Regions from separate parts of the Homo sapiens genome. Here regions 1 and 2 are each linked to region 3. The links are chromatin contacts, found by Hi-C in ENCODE. All regions are on one chromosome and are shown on one strand. The core of a region is the stretch at or near the end of the contact, and the rest is flanking DNA. Distances in the headings are between cores, read along the strand shown. Region 1 has its middle 63 kb from the start of C1orf220. Region 2 has its middle 18 kb from the start of MIR4424. Region 3 has its middle 22 kb from the start of FAM20B.

Region 1 (4,333 bases), core at 1,389-3,888, 400 kb before region 3:
TGTACCTCCTTTTTGAATTTATATTAGGTTTTACATTTTAGCCTCTGCATCTGAATGGATGAAAAGTGAGCATATGTAACAGTGGGAAACAGGTTTTTCTGTGGAGGCTCCCAATAAGTAGCTCCCATAGACTATTCACAAAGCCAGGTATATAGTTGGAAATTCTTCTCCTTTACTTCTTGAGTAGCACGAGATTGGCTCAGGCTATCCAGAAGTAGCTTTGAGGTATAAGCAACCACATGGACATGGACTATACCCTGAAGCCCGGCTATAAGGGGCAGAGCACTGAAGGAGGCCAAAAGAAGTTCAAAAGCAGGGGTAGATCCCTGACCCAAGGGCCCAGGGCCTGCCTCTGGGAGTGCCTTGCCCATTTCATTAGATATGAGGGAGAGTCACAGAGCAGACTGGCCCAGTAGGTCCTCTCGGCCACTGAAGGATTATAAAGGTCTTTACCAGTTATAAAATAAAAGGGATGAATGCTGATTTTTCAACAATGTTAAATACTCAGCTTTGAAAGGAGGGTTGTATGGCACCATCAATCTCATCTGTCCCCGCTTTCTCTTTGAGTTCTTGCCTCTAGCACTCAGCTCCACCCACAGTTTTCCCTCCTCCCTGGGACTCTCTCTGCCCTCCCTCATGAGTGAATTGCTGCCCTCTTGGTCTCCTAGTTATGGTAGCACCTCCTAAATGCATCCAAGAACTCACTAGAAAACACAACCAAGATTACAAAAGAGACTCTTTCTTTTTTTTTTTTTTTTTCCAGACGGAGTCTCACTCTGTCACCAGGCTGGAGTGCAGTGGCGCGATCTCAGCTCACTGCAACCTCTGCCTCCCGGGTTCAAGTGATTCTCCTGCCTCAGCCTCCCAAGTAGCTGGGGCTACAGGCGCGCGCCACTATGCCCAGCTAATTTTTTAGTATTTTTAGTAGAGACGGGGTTTCACCATGTTGGCCAGGATGGTCTCGATCTCTTAACCTTGTGATCCACCCGCCTTGGCCTCCTAAAGTGCTGGGATTATAGGCGTGAGCCACCGTGCCCGGCCAAAAGAGACTATTTCAAGCAAAGCAAGTCTTTCGGAGCTCAGAGAAGCAGCTTGGCCAAGATAATGCACATCTGCTCGCATACAGGCCAAACGGACACAGCTTCTTGGGGAGTTTCTTTCCTTGAACTCAACATGATCCCTGAGACCCAGCCCAGAAGTCTTCCTTTTCAGTCCGTAGGTGCCCTAGGAGCATCCCATCTGCTTCCTCCTTTTGTACTCCTCCCTGCCTTTCACAGCGGCTGCTCCAGGCAATCTCACCAACTTCCCGTGGTTATGGAGATAGCTGGGATCTCTGGGTGGAGAATGGGGATTCCTTGTGTGAATGGAGGACATTAACGTAAAGGACATGTTAAGATTAATTTTTTAATCTTGCTATTAAATATTTTCTGGTATCATCTGGGATTATGGTGGTATTTTGTAGGAAAAAAATCCCCAGATAAATGCCATATAAATTAATACTCCTGGATATATAATACCCCTACAGCTTGTTCATGCTTAACTTTTCAGTTAGGTAGTGAGTCCTGTATCTTGCCATTTTTCATTTTCTCAGTCATCCTTCCTGTGTGTGTAGAATAATCTGTAGACAAAAGCTCAAGGAAGAGAGAATCCAACCTAATGGAAACACAACGAAACATTGTGTCATTTACTACCCTTCCCCTCCAATCTCCTCTCCAGGCTTTTATATGTCTTGAGGGTTAGTTTTTATATAAAACTATTAAAATGTATGCTTAATATGTTATATACATCTATACTATGTTAAAAAAAAATGTGAAGAGATTCCTCTCCCTCCACTTCTACCTACCTGCCTGGCCCCCACCACAAATCCCTTGGGTTGGCAGGGTTGGCAGCAGAGGCCTGATCTGGAGGCCAGGTTGAACCACCCCCGAGAGTGAAAACCCACAACAAGAAAGCATCTACAGGCCGGGCGCAGTGGCTCACGCCTGTAATCCCAGCACTTTGGGAGGCTGAGGCGGGCAGATCATGAGGTCAGGAGATTGAGACCATCCTGGCTAACACGGTGAAACCCTATCTCTACTAAAAATACAAAAAAAAAAAAAAAAAATTAGCTGGGTGTGGTGGGCACCTGTAGTCCCAGCTACTCGGGAGGCTGAGGCAGGAGAATGGTGTGAACCCGGGAGCGGAGCTTGCAGTGAGTCGAGATCGCGCCATTGTACTCCAGCCTGGCGACAGAGCAAGACTCTGTCTCAAAAAAAAAAAAAAAAAAAAAAAAAAGCATCTACACAGCATTATTCTGTGCAAAACACAGCCCACAGCAGGTTTCCAGTTGTCAGAACTGACTCCCCAGTGTGAGCTCCTCCACTCCTCACCTGTCATTAAGGGCGTCATTTCCATAGAGAACGTTCTTGAAAATCAGCCCTTCTATGAAGCTTCTTTCCAACATACCCCTCCCTGTTCTTTCCCTTCCACCTGGCAACAGAAGACATTTTCTCTTCTCTTTGAGCACACTGGGACTACATGCAGCTCCTGGGGAAATTCTCCAAAGAAACAGATTCTTGCTTTTAACTCCTGACCTACTCACACAACAGAGCCCACAGCAGGAAGGCCCCATTCTCGGCCTAGTGAGCTGAGGTGTTGCCACCCACTAGGCACAGCTGCTCTGCTAATTTTAGACCTCTCTGAGAAGTCACTTGACTTCAAGGCACTTGGAGACACACATCACACCCTGTCTCAGGAGGTGGTCTGGGGTGGGGCTCACTCTGCTTTCAACACCCATAACACCTTGTAACCTACAAAAGTGACTTTTTTTTGGAGGTTCTCCTCAATAAATGATAAAAAATAAATGACAACACTCAAAATGAGCTGTGAAACTGAAATTTGTTTCCACCTGGTCTAGCCCTGAAGCCTTAGGTGCCTTATTCAGCTGCCTGATCTTTACCAGGCACCACCTCATATTCCACACATCCACAGCTTAACCCTGGTGAGTGCCGCCTGGGGCAATTTTAGTCACCCAAGCTAGGACCCTCAGGACAACCCTGACTACCTTCCATCTCTCTCCAGTCACTAAATCTTAAACTGAAAACTATTTTGTCTCCTAAATAATGTTTGCAAACTTCCCCTCTATTCTGGCACCCTCATCCCATTTCAGGTTCTCTTCAGCGTCTCCCTGCACACTGCAGCAGTTTGCCCACAGTCACCCCGCCTTCTGTCTCATCCTCAAAGTCTAGCATCTATGGTGATCTTTCTAAAACCATGTCTATATCTCACTTAAACCCCTTCAAGGCATCCTGTCAGGTTCTCCAGCCTATCTGCTCATTAGAATCACCTGGGCCCTTAAAAAAAAAAAAAATCAGTTCCTGCTTCCATTCCCAGAGATTCTGATTTAAGTGGACTGGATGGGAGAAAGAAACCATATTTCTTTTTAAAATTTCCCAGGAAATCCTAATGTGCAAACATGGTTGAGAACCCCTGACCTGCAGGATAAAGTCCAGGCTCCTTCCCATGGCACCCAAGATGCTCCTGACTGGGCCCCTGGCCACCCTCTCCGGCCAGCCTCACTCCTGGCCAGTCCATGCCTTTATGTGCCAGCAACACTGAACTGCTTGCAGCTCCCAGCATTGCTTATGCTGTTCTCGCTGTCTGAAGTGCCCTCCCTACTGGTCCAACCAACATCACCTTCTACAGAAAGCCATTCCTGACTACTTTCCCTCACCTCCAGGTGCCCCGTGAAACTTTGGATGTGTCTCTATTACCGAACATTCACATGATTTTATGATACCCATCTTTCTTAAACACAAGGGAGACATTTATTTATACAGGGATAGTTCACAGAGCCCAAAGCTGCTGAAACTATAGCTGGGCCTCTCAAGCACTGGAACCCTGAATTAGAAAGCTTTCAGATACCAAGGTGCTTTCTTTCAGTCATTTTCTCTCACTGGGTTACGTGGCTTCTGGTGTCTGTTCATTGCTTTTGGATCTCCTTGGCAGACAACATTCTCTACCTCTGTGTACCTGGGTGGGCCAAAAATGGGCACTTCACAAAGGCTGAGTCAACTCCTGAAGGCCGTGTTCTCACTTCCAGCAATACTGACCAACATCCTGGCTGTCAATTCTAAAGTCCCTGAAGAGAGAATCTTATTGGCCCAGGGGTTCACCCTTGTCCATCAGCTGTGGCCAAATAGGGTTGCTGCGTAAGAGGCAAGTCTTGAAAAAATAGAGAGGAGTCATAGGATTAGCAGACTACCTAAAAGGTGACAACTATGCCCCAAGAGTCAAGGAATTCTTGAACTATGTGATAACCATGTATAGGTCAGCAATAGAGACCAAGTGCTGT
Region 2 (4,800 bases), core at 1,337-3,836, 340 kb before region 3:
CTGAGATGCTGGCAATCCTCAGTCCATAATTTAATAAACACTGCAGTGTGGCCTCGGGCTGGCTGTTGACTCAGTTTGGGCTGGGCATAAATCAGTTAATCTCTCTGTGCATCAGTTCACTGCCAGTAAAGTAAGTCTGAGAATTCTTAACTAACTCAAAGATATAGTCCTTGAGAAAGGAAGAAGCCACACTTCCCTCAATAGCCTGGCAGTGTACACTCCTTGCTCTAAGAAATACATGGTAAACAGGGACTGTGCCAAGACTACACACCAATAAAACATTTTGGACCTTTAGCCCTGCTCTCATGGAGAAATATGAGTGGTCTCAGGAAGTTTGCAGCCTTGGTTTTCATGGTAAGTCCGGCGCACGTGAAACTATTGGCATGCCACACAACACCATGGATGTGTCCAAATATGTGGGACACCTCAAAGGCCACATGTTTGGAGTTTCCTTCTATCTCCTCCTTCCTAACCTCTAAATGCCTGTGGGCTCCGGGGTTCTGGCCTCTTCTCAATTTACATTCTCATCCCTAAGCTTAAGTGAATTCCCAGGTTGTATCTCTAGCCTGATGGCTCCTTGAGCTTCAAACTCTTACATATCCCACTGTCTACTCAACAGCTACACTTGGATGTCTCAAAGGTTCTCAAACTTCACATGTCCAAAAAGAAATTCTTGTTTCCAGATTCAATAACCCCATACAAATCTGCATTCACTTCCTTCCCCAAGCTTTCCCTATGAGGACGTGGTAACATCATCTATCCAGGCACTTAGACTTAACATTAAGAAGTTGCTCTTTGTTTTGTTTTTGAGACAGTGTCTCACTCTGTTGCCCAGGCTGGAGTGTAGTGGCACAATCTCGGCTCACTGCAACCTCTGCCTCCTGGGTTCAAGCAATTCTCCTGCCTCAGCCTCCCAAGTAGCTGGATTACTGTCATGTGCCACTTTGCCCGGCTAATTTTTGTATTTTTAGTAGAGATGGGGTTTTGCCATGATGGCCAGGCTGGTCTCAAATTCCTGGCCTCAAGTGATCCACCTGCCTTGGCCTCCCAAAGTTCTGGGATTACAGGCATGAGCCACCGCACCCAGCCTAAGGAGTTGCACTTGATTCTTCTCTCCCTCAAAGCCCTGCAGGTTCTCACCTCTGCCTCCCATCCATCTTCATCTCCTACTACACTCTGCCCATGTTAGCCTTCTTATTGGTCTCCTAGAGCACCCCTCATCTTTCTAGAACATTCCTGCCTCAGGGACTTCACTTCCTGTTCCCTTTCCCTTTCTTCTCTTGGGTTAGCTTATGGTTGATTTCTTTTCTTTTCGTTCTTTTTCTTTTCTTTTCTTTTCTTTTCTTTCTTTCTTTCTTTTTTTTTTTTTTTTTTTTTTTTTTTTGAGACAGATTCTCACTCAGCCACCCAGGCTGGAGTGCAAGGGCACGATCTCAGCTCACTGCAACCTCCGCCTCCCTGGTTCAAGCCATTCTCCTGCCTCAGACTCCCGAGTAGCTGGGATTACAGGTGCCTGCCACCATGCCCAGTTAATTTTTGTATTTTTAGGAGAGATGGGGTTTCACCATGTCGGCCAGGCTGGTCTCGAACTCCTGACTTCACGTTATCCGCCTGCCTTGGCCTCCCAAAGTGTGGGGATTACAGGTGTGAGCCGCCGCGCTCGGCCAGCTTATGGTTGATTTCTTGTCATAATTTAAGTCTCTCCTCAAATACAAGTGTCTCCTCCTCAAAGAGGCCTTTCCCTATCACCATATGGAAAAAGCTCTTATTCCTATGGTCACGCACTAGCCCTTACCCTGCCTTTTAATTTTTTCTCACAACATTTGTCTCAGTCCGTTATACTACTTATTTACTTACTACCTGATTATCTGTCTGCCATACTAGAATAAAATCACCAAGAGGGCAAAGACTGTCTTACTTACCATGGCATCCTGAGTTCCAGAATGGTCACTAGCTGTATTAGGCTGTTTTTGTGTTGCTATAAAGAAATACATGAGGCTAGGTAATTTAGAAAAAAAGAGGTTTAATTGGCTTCTGGTTCTGCAGCCTTTACAGGAAGTATGGTTCTGGCATCGGCTTGGCTTCCAGGGAGCCCTCAGGAAGCTCACAATCATGGCAGAAGGTGAAGAGGGAGCAGGTGTCTCACATGGTGGGACCAGGTGCAATAGATAGAGTGGGGCAGTTGCCATACACTTTTAAATGACCAGATCTCATAAGAACTCACTCACTGTCATGAAGACAGCACCAATCCATAAGGGATCTGCCCACATGACCCAAACACCTCCCACCAGGTCCCGCCTCCAGCACTGGGGATTACAATCCAACATGAGAGTTAGGCAGGGACAAATATCCAAACTATAGCACCAATAGTGGGTTCTTAGTAAATATTTGTTGCAAGAATGAAAGAACAAATGAGGAACGGATATCAGCTATTAATAACAAGGGGGTTTGGGGAATCAGAAGAATAATGAGTATTAGTACACTAAAAACAAAACAACAACAAAAACCAAAAACAAAACAAAGATTCTATCTGGGGCTTTGGAAGGGCTGGAAATATTTGAGTAGGTGAAAAAAAAAGAAGAAAGGGCCTAACATAAGCTAGGTGGGGAAACCACAAGATTCGTGTGGCAATAAAAATAAACTGATCTAATAGAGGCAGAGAGAAAATGACAGAGGCAAAAAGGAACTGAGATTGAATAGGTTAAAAAGGGTCAGAGCAGAGCAAATTTTGAATGTGTCACATAGAGGAGTTATTTGAAGGGGACGTGACATTTTCCAGTGGGGTGTCAAGGTGTCAAGGATGAGTGTGGTGTCATGTCGTGACTGAAGTTGGGAATAAAGGAGTATTCTGCTGCCGGCACAATACTCAGGCAAAGTACCTTGGGAACAGATAAAGGGTGCTACAATTAGATTTCCCCACAGCCTAAGCAGAAATCCCAAGGAGAAGCCCCTTTGCTCTTGGAATATGTCTCAGAAACTTAGAGGTCACAGCTGAATCTGAGAATGGACCCAGCCAGGAGGACCTCACATACTCACTGGTTAGAAATAATTGTTTGTTGCTATAGAATCCAGTAAGTATTAGTTCTTGTGTGAAGGCATGGCACTGGGGGGCTTTCTGAAAGCACATTGGAGATATTGTTGGGAAAATGTTAGGTTTTTAATCACCAAAAAATGATCACAATTGAATTTCAAGTAAATTGCCTCCTTAGTTTTGCTGCAGCTGCCTTAAAAACATCCTTGCTTTTGGAAGTGGAATATTCATTATGATTCAAAATGATACTTTGTAGTCTTGCTCTAATGATGCACACACATGACCTTTTGAGAAATCCAGATGTTGCTAATGTTCCAGCTGTGTAGAATAGATTTACTGTGACTAGAAGCTGGAAATGACCTAGATAAGCACAGCAAAACCCAAAGGACCCACTCATTTTTTTCTGTTAAGATGAAGTGACTAATTGGATGGTTAAACCTGTTATAGTTCCCTGGCTTCCACCTCTTCTCAAAGAAGAGAAAGGCATCTCATTATGTAGCACCAAAGCGACATTTTAAAGAGTGCTTCAGCATTGACTTTATTCCCAAGCTTGTAACTAGGCCATTTATTGCATTTGAAAAAAGAAAATGCCTCCATTGTGCCTCCTACTGTGTCATACACCACAGCATCACCATGGGTGATGGGAACACTGAACCTGTGCTACCTTCCTCCACACTGGCCTCAGTGTCCCTCCTGTTTTCTGATGCACTAGGAAGAAGACTTATATCTAGCGGGTGTTACATCCCTGGGTACTCACCTCTCTGCTGGGTGCTCAGTGAGTGTTCACATGTGAAGGAAATAACATCACACCCATGTTACATATGAAAAAAGCAAATTCCAGAGAACATTTTCCCTCCATCATCTGTTTGTTTCAGATAAGTAATATATTGACCCTTGGGGCTCTCATTTCTGAACTCCAAACTTTTGCAATAAGAATAGCTCTGTCAGGCTGGCGCAGTGGCTCACGCCTGTAATCCCAGCACTTTGGGAGGCTAAGCCAGGTGGATCACTTGAAGTCAGGAGTTCGAGACCAGCCTGGCCAACATGGTGAAAACCCGTCTCTACTAAAAATTCAAAAAATTAGCCAGGCATGGTGGCGCACGCCTGTAGTCCCAGCTACTAGGGAGGCTGAGGCACAAGAATTGCTTGAGCCCAGGAGACGGAGGTTGCAGTGAGCCAAGATCACGCCACTGCACTCCAGCCTGGGTGACAGAGTGAGACTGGGTCTATCTCTCTCTCTCTCTCTCACACACACACAAACACACACACACACACACACACACACACACACACACACACACACACACACAGAGAATAGCTCTGCCTGGTCACATAGAGGTGGAACCCTTTGTAAAAAAAAAAAAAATGCTGTATTACTTAGAAATATCTAACTCTCACTTGTTTCAAGAAAAAAACACTGAGAAAACAAAAGTCCAGGACAACAAAAGAATATACAGAGGAAAAAAACAAATGATCCCTTTCTCCTCTGGACAGGGGCCACATTTCCTTTGTCACTATATCCCCAGTGCCTAGAGTGAAGAGGAAATTGAGATAGTTCTGTGGGGGCAAATGAATTCATATGGTGACTTTGGGACCCTGCATTATGGGGTCTGGACTGAAAGATTCCTTCAAAGTCACTCTGGACCAGGCCCACTGCTTCCAGGCACGTTTACATCCAAAGTAAGCAACAAAAGGATCTGACCTCTCTCCCTAAGGCCTAGAACACAATACAGATAACAATAAGAACAACAAAGTGGGTTTAAGATAAA
Region 3 (4,975 bases), core at 302-2,801:
TCAGCCTTTAAAAATTTATAACTTGATGTCATCTATTTTCTCATTCTAAATATTTACTTTTATATTCAACTTTGTATTTTTTTATTTTGTGTTATTTTTCTTGAAGAGATCTCCAAATTATATAAGCTTCAGACTTCACAAAACTTGATCTGTGCCTGGACTGTGGTGTGGGGCCCAGGGATTTATACCAACAGCCATTCTTGGCCCTCAGCAGCCTCTAGGGTCCCTAGCCCATTCTCCAAAGTCCGCATCCCAGCCCTCATCTCAGGCCCTGAGAGCCATCAACAACATAAGGCTGAGGAACTCTTTGCTTCTCTGGGGAGCAGGAGGGTGGGTGAGCCAGTGAGACATGCATTTGCTGGATTAGACCTCTGGGGACTTTTCCCCCAGCAAAGTCCTGCCTGGCAGGGTGGTTGGCCATTGTGTCAGTACCCACCACCCTCCTGTGAAGGGTGAGCCCCTGGCCCTTGTGGCCTGGGCTGAGGTCTCAACCACCAGCAGCAGTACTTGAGGCTGAGTCTGCTGTAGACTTTAAAAACAGGACTGGTGGCCAGACACAGTGGCTTATGCCTATAATCTCAGCATTTTGGGAGGCCAAGGCAGGAGAATTGCTTGAGCCCAGGAGTTCAAGACCAGCCTGGGCAACATAGGGAAACCTCGCCTCTAGAAAAACTTTTTAAAAGCCAGGCATGGGGCCAGGCGCGGTGGCTCACTCCTGTGATCCCAGCACTTTGGGAGGCCGAGGTGGGAGGATCACTTGAGGTCAGGAGTTTGTGACCAGTCTGGCCACCATGGTGAAGCCCCATATCTACTAAAAATACAAAAATTAGCAGGACGTGGTGGCACATGCCTGTAATCCCAGATACCCGAGAGGCTGAGGCAAGAGAATCGCTTGAACCTGGGAGGCGGAGTTTGCAGTGAGCCAAGAAGGTGCCACTGCACTTCAGCCTGGGCGACAGAGCAAGACCCTATCTCAAAAAATAATTTTTAAAAACCCAGGCATGGTGGCGCATGCCTACAGTCCCAGCTACTCGGGAGGCTGAGGCCTGCTTGAGCCTGGGAAGCCGAGGCTGCAGTGAGCTGTGATCATCCCACTGCACTCCAGCCTGGGTGACAGAGCAATACCCCATCTCCAAAACAAAAACAAAAACAAAAACAAAAAACAGGACCAGCAGGAATAGTCTGCTGTGGATTGGGACCCCTGAATGTTCCAGAGGGATTTAAGTGTGCGGAATTCAGACGTCTTCCCTGTTGTGGCTGGCCTTCCCGCCTCCCCAGCCGTCTGCCCGAATGAGTGCTTACTAATGAGCCAGAGAGCTCTGAGCCGGCCTGTGTAGGGCATCCATGCAGGGCTCCAGGGGCCCCTCTCAGTGAAACAACATGACTGTGAAAACAATCTGCTGCTCTTCTTCTTCACCCTGACCTTGGGTCATTCTGGCGTAAAAGATTACTTTGCTCCCAGCCTCGGGGAAGTTTTTGTACAATTAGCTACAACTCGGCAGAAAGACCCTGCAGAGAGAGCCCTGGGGTCACCAACTCAAGCATGAAAGGACACTGACCCCGTGTGGTCATGTTTGGAGGTGCAGCACGGGGAGAGAGGAAAGGCCCCGGCACGGTCCTTTGGCCAAACGACCCCTGCAGGCCCTCCCTGACCGACCTTGCTCTGTCCCTGCTCACTTCACAAGACCCTGGGGAGAGGACCTGGCCCTATCAGGGCCTGCTGACTCGTTCTCCCCTGGCGAAATGTCCCCACCAGGTGCTCTCAACTCTGGGGTATGACTTCACAGGCCATTTGAGTTCAGATGGGTAAGGCGTGTAGGAAATGAGCTCAAAGGGTAGGATGGATTTTGATGGGGTAAGAAGAGAGTGTTTCTCACTCACCCAAAGCACTGAGCACAGTGTCCCAAACATAATGTGGAGTAAACACGCGCATGCACACGTGCACTTCAGGTGCAGGAGACAGCCTAAGCAGGGGCAGGCAGGCAGGCAGGTATGGAATGTGCATGGAGGGCTGGAGAGTGGAGCTGCTTTTCTGCGGAGATTTCAGGTTAGGTGGAGCACTGAGCTGAATTTTCTAGAAGCTGGATTCCTAAGCCCCAGTTCTGGGCTCTTTCTCTGACCACACAGCTGTGTAGAAGGAAAGGGGCCTGAGTTCTGCCATCTGGGCTAGGAGTCGGTATAGAGCCAGCCAGTTGTAGCATTTCTGATTCCATCTGAATTCCTAACACATCAAAATCAGATTCCATTCTGGACATTCGTTTTTTTGTTGACGCTGTGATTGAGGTCTCATAAAAAGAAGGTGCCATGCCTAGGACAAATGAGGAAGGAGAGGCTCAGAAAAGTTAAATAGCTGTGTCTTAAGTCACAGCCACTCAGTGTGTGAAAAGCCAAGCTGGGGTTTGAACATGATAAAAATACACCATGGCCGCTGGGCTCCAAAGTGCAACCTGCAGCTTCTAAAGGAACTAAAACCTAACTTGTTTCCTTCTCCCCCAGCTCAATCCACTCTCCCCGCTGTAGCAGAGCCATCGCCTCAAGGCAAATTGCATCCCACTGCTCAAAACTGAGCAACTCTTCTCTGGTCTCAGGATAAAAATGGTATGTGTGTCTTGGCTTCACAGACCTCCCTAACCTCACCCCTTGCTCTCGCCACATCACTCGCCATTCTTCCCTCCTGTGACATGGAACTTCAGCCTTGGTTCCATGCCTTGGCCTCCCAAAATGCTGAGATTATAGGCAGTTCCCTAAACAGCCAGCCTCTCAGATGTGGAGGACCTTGATTTGTAAACAAATCACCAGGGGATTTTGATAAAATACAGATTCCAATTCACCAAGCCTGGTTTGGGGGTCCAGGTTCTGAAGCTCTAAGAAGCTCCCAGGTAGTATGAATCTTCCAGGTCCACAGACCACAGGTGAGTAAAGAGGTGCTAAACACACCATGTTCCCCTCACCTTTGACCGCCACCAAACTTCCTTTGATCTGAAACTTTTCTCCTTCCTCCCCAAGGCCCCCTCCTGTATCTTTCACCCGGGTGGTAAGGCTACTTCCTCTCCAGGCCTCAGCTTAGGTGCTGCTGCCTCCCGGAAGTACTCTTAACCCCTTTGAGAATGATTAGGTCATGTCTTATCTGTTAGAGATGCAAATAATCCCAGCACTTTGGGAGGCCAAGGCAGGCAAATCAGCTGAGGTCAGGAGTTTGAATCCAGCCTGGGCAACATGGCAAAACCCCATCTCTACTAAAAATACAAAAATTAGCCAGGCATGGTGATGCACACCTGTAATCCCAACTACTTGGGAGGCTAAGGCACAAGAATCGCTTAAACTTGAGAGGCAGAGGTTGCAGTGAGCAGAGATCGCATCACTGTACTCCAGCCTGAGTGACAGGGCGACACTCTGTCTCAAAAAAAAAAAAAAAAGAAAGAAAGAAAGAAAGAAATGGGTGAAACGGGCCAGGCACAGTGGTTCACACCTGTAATCCCAGCACCTTGGGAGGCCAAGGATCACTTGAGACCAGGAGTTTGAGACCAGCTTGGGCAACATAGTGAGACCCTGTCTCTACAAAAAATACAAAAATTAGCTGGGTGTAGTGGTGCGTGCCTGTAGTCCCGGCTACTCTGGAGGCTGAGGTGAGAGGATCACCAGAGCTGGGGAGATCAAGGCTACAGTGAGCTGTGATTGCTCCACTGTACTACAGACTGGGTGACACAGTGAGACCCTCTCAGAAAAAAAAAAGGAAAAAGAAATGGATGAAATGATAATGATAGGTGGGATTTGTCTTAAAATACTCAAGAAAAAATATGGGAACAGGTACATGAAACAAAAATGGCAAAATGTCGATCATTTTGATTGTTGTTGAAGCTGGGTGATGAATATGTGAGAGCTCATTGTACTATCCTCTCAATATTTGTGTTTGTTTGGAAGTTTTCAAAATAAAAAGCTTTAAAAAAATTTTTAATAGACATAGGGTCTTGCTGTGTTGCCCAAGTTGCTCATGAGCTCCTGGGCTCAGGCAGTCCTCCCACCTTGGCCTCTCAAAGTACTGGGATTACAGGTGTGAGCCACCATACCTAGCCAGAATAAAAAGCTTAAAAAAATGAAGCCTGAGATAAGTGCCTCTCCCATGTACCCCCTTAGGCGACTGTCCTGTCTGCCCCCACCCTACAGCACGTATCGTACTGCCTCATGAGTGTATAGTTTTTCAAGGGCTGAGATTGTACTGTGTTTTGTTCATTTTTCTACACCAGCCCCTAGCACAGTGGTTGGCACAGAGTAAATTCTCAACATATTTTTGTTGAATGATTGAATGAAAATCCTGCCAGGTTATGTTAGTTGGCAGAAAAGAAGCAAATCATTGAAAATGTATGTCGAAATGAAACAACGCATATTGTTCCACCTTATGTAGAGCTGTGCTGCATCTGCTCCTGGAATCCTCTGTAAAGGTCACTGTGTCCCAAGGAAGATTCTGTGTCACATGAGAGAATCCATTTAAATCGTTAAGAAGAAAGCAAATGTAGACACTGGAACTCTGCCATGTATAAGGAAGAAGGGTGAATGGGTATGTGATCCAAAGGTGTTGAAAACAGAGAGTCATTCATTCAATCACCAAATATTGGTTCACTGTCTAAGCTTCAGCTTTGCCTGCAACGCTGGAGACTACTTCTCCAAAGTAGTTACTTGCATGAGATTATATGAATGGAAGCCTGTGTATATTGGCCAAATGAATGAGGCAGAAGTGGGTTTTGCGGGGGGTGGGGTGTTGTTTGTTTTGTGCAGGGATACCCCAAAAGAAAGGGGAGAGAACAGGGCAGTGGGCGAGATGGTGAGATATCTAGGCCCCACCCCAGTGGGACCAAAGGGGTAACTCAGAGCTGGAGGCTAAAGAGCTGACTTTGTAAGACCTGGGGTGTCAGTCTAATGACAGTCTGAGGCAACCCCAGGAACCCCAGGATTCGAGAATGAGCCCTTCTTGGCTCCA

What was found. A loop is a pair of places that touch in the nucleus more often than their neighbours do. Pooled maps may share reads with other maps.
Region 1: a loop to region 3 is called in a pooled map, with 3 times the contacts of the local background. The contact joins two enhancer-like sites. A Hi-C loop is called at or near these places in 2 of 37 single-sample maps with no recorded cell type and 2 of 50 pooled maps.
Region 2: a map with no recorded cell type shows a loop between it and region 3 (4-fold over the local background). The contact joins two enhancer-like sites. A Hi-C loop is called at or near these places in 1 of 168 maps with a recorded cell type or tissue (IMR-90), 1 of 37 single-sample maps with no recorded cell type and 4 of 50 pooled maps.

What each region holds. Positions count from the first base shown.
Region 1 is chr1:178,603,518-178,607,850 of GRCh38, forward strand. No RefSeq gene overlaps it. Among named protein-coding and RNA genes, the nearest start is that of C1orf220, 63 kb to the left of the region's middle. RefSeq lists enhancers at 2,404-2,553, 2,564-2,703. Within about 2 kb of position 2,639, at least 6 of the 41 ENCODE cell types and tissues checked have a DNase peak (open chromatin) inside an H3K27ac peak, as active enhancers do.
Region 2 is chr1:178,657,310-178,662,109 of GRCh38, forward strand. No RefSeq gene overlaps it. Among named protein-coding and RNA genes, the nearest start is that of MIR4424, 18 kb to the right of the region's middle. Within about 2 kb of position 2,587, at least 2 of the 41 ENCODE cell types and tissues checked have a DNase peak (open chromatin) inside an H3K27ac peak, as active enhancers do.
Region 3 is chr1:179,001,305-179,006,279 of GRCh38, forward strand. No RefSeq gene overlaps it. Among named protein-coding and RNA genes, the nearest start is that of FAM20B, 22 kb to the right of the region's middle. RefSeq lists a silencer at 1,632-1,731. Within about 2 kb of position 1,552, at least 5 of the 41 ENCODE cell types and tissues checked have a DNase peak (open chromatin) inside an H3K27ac peak, as active enhancers do.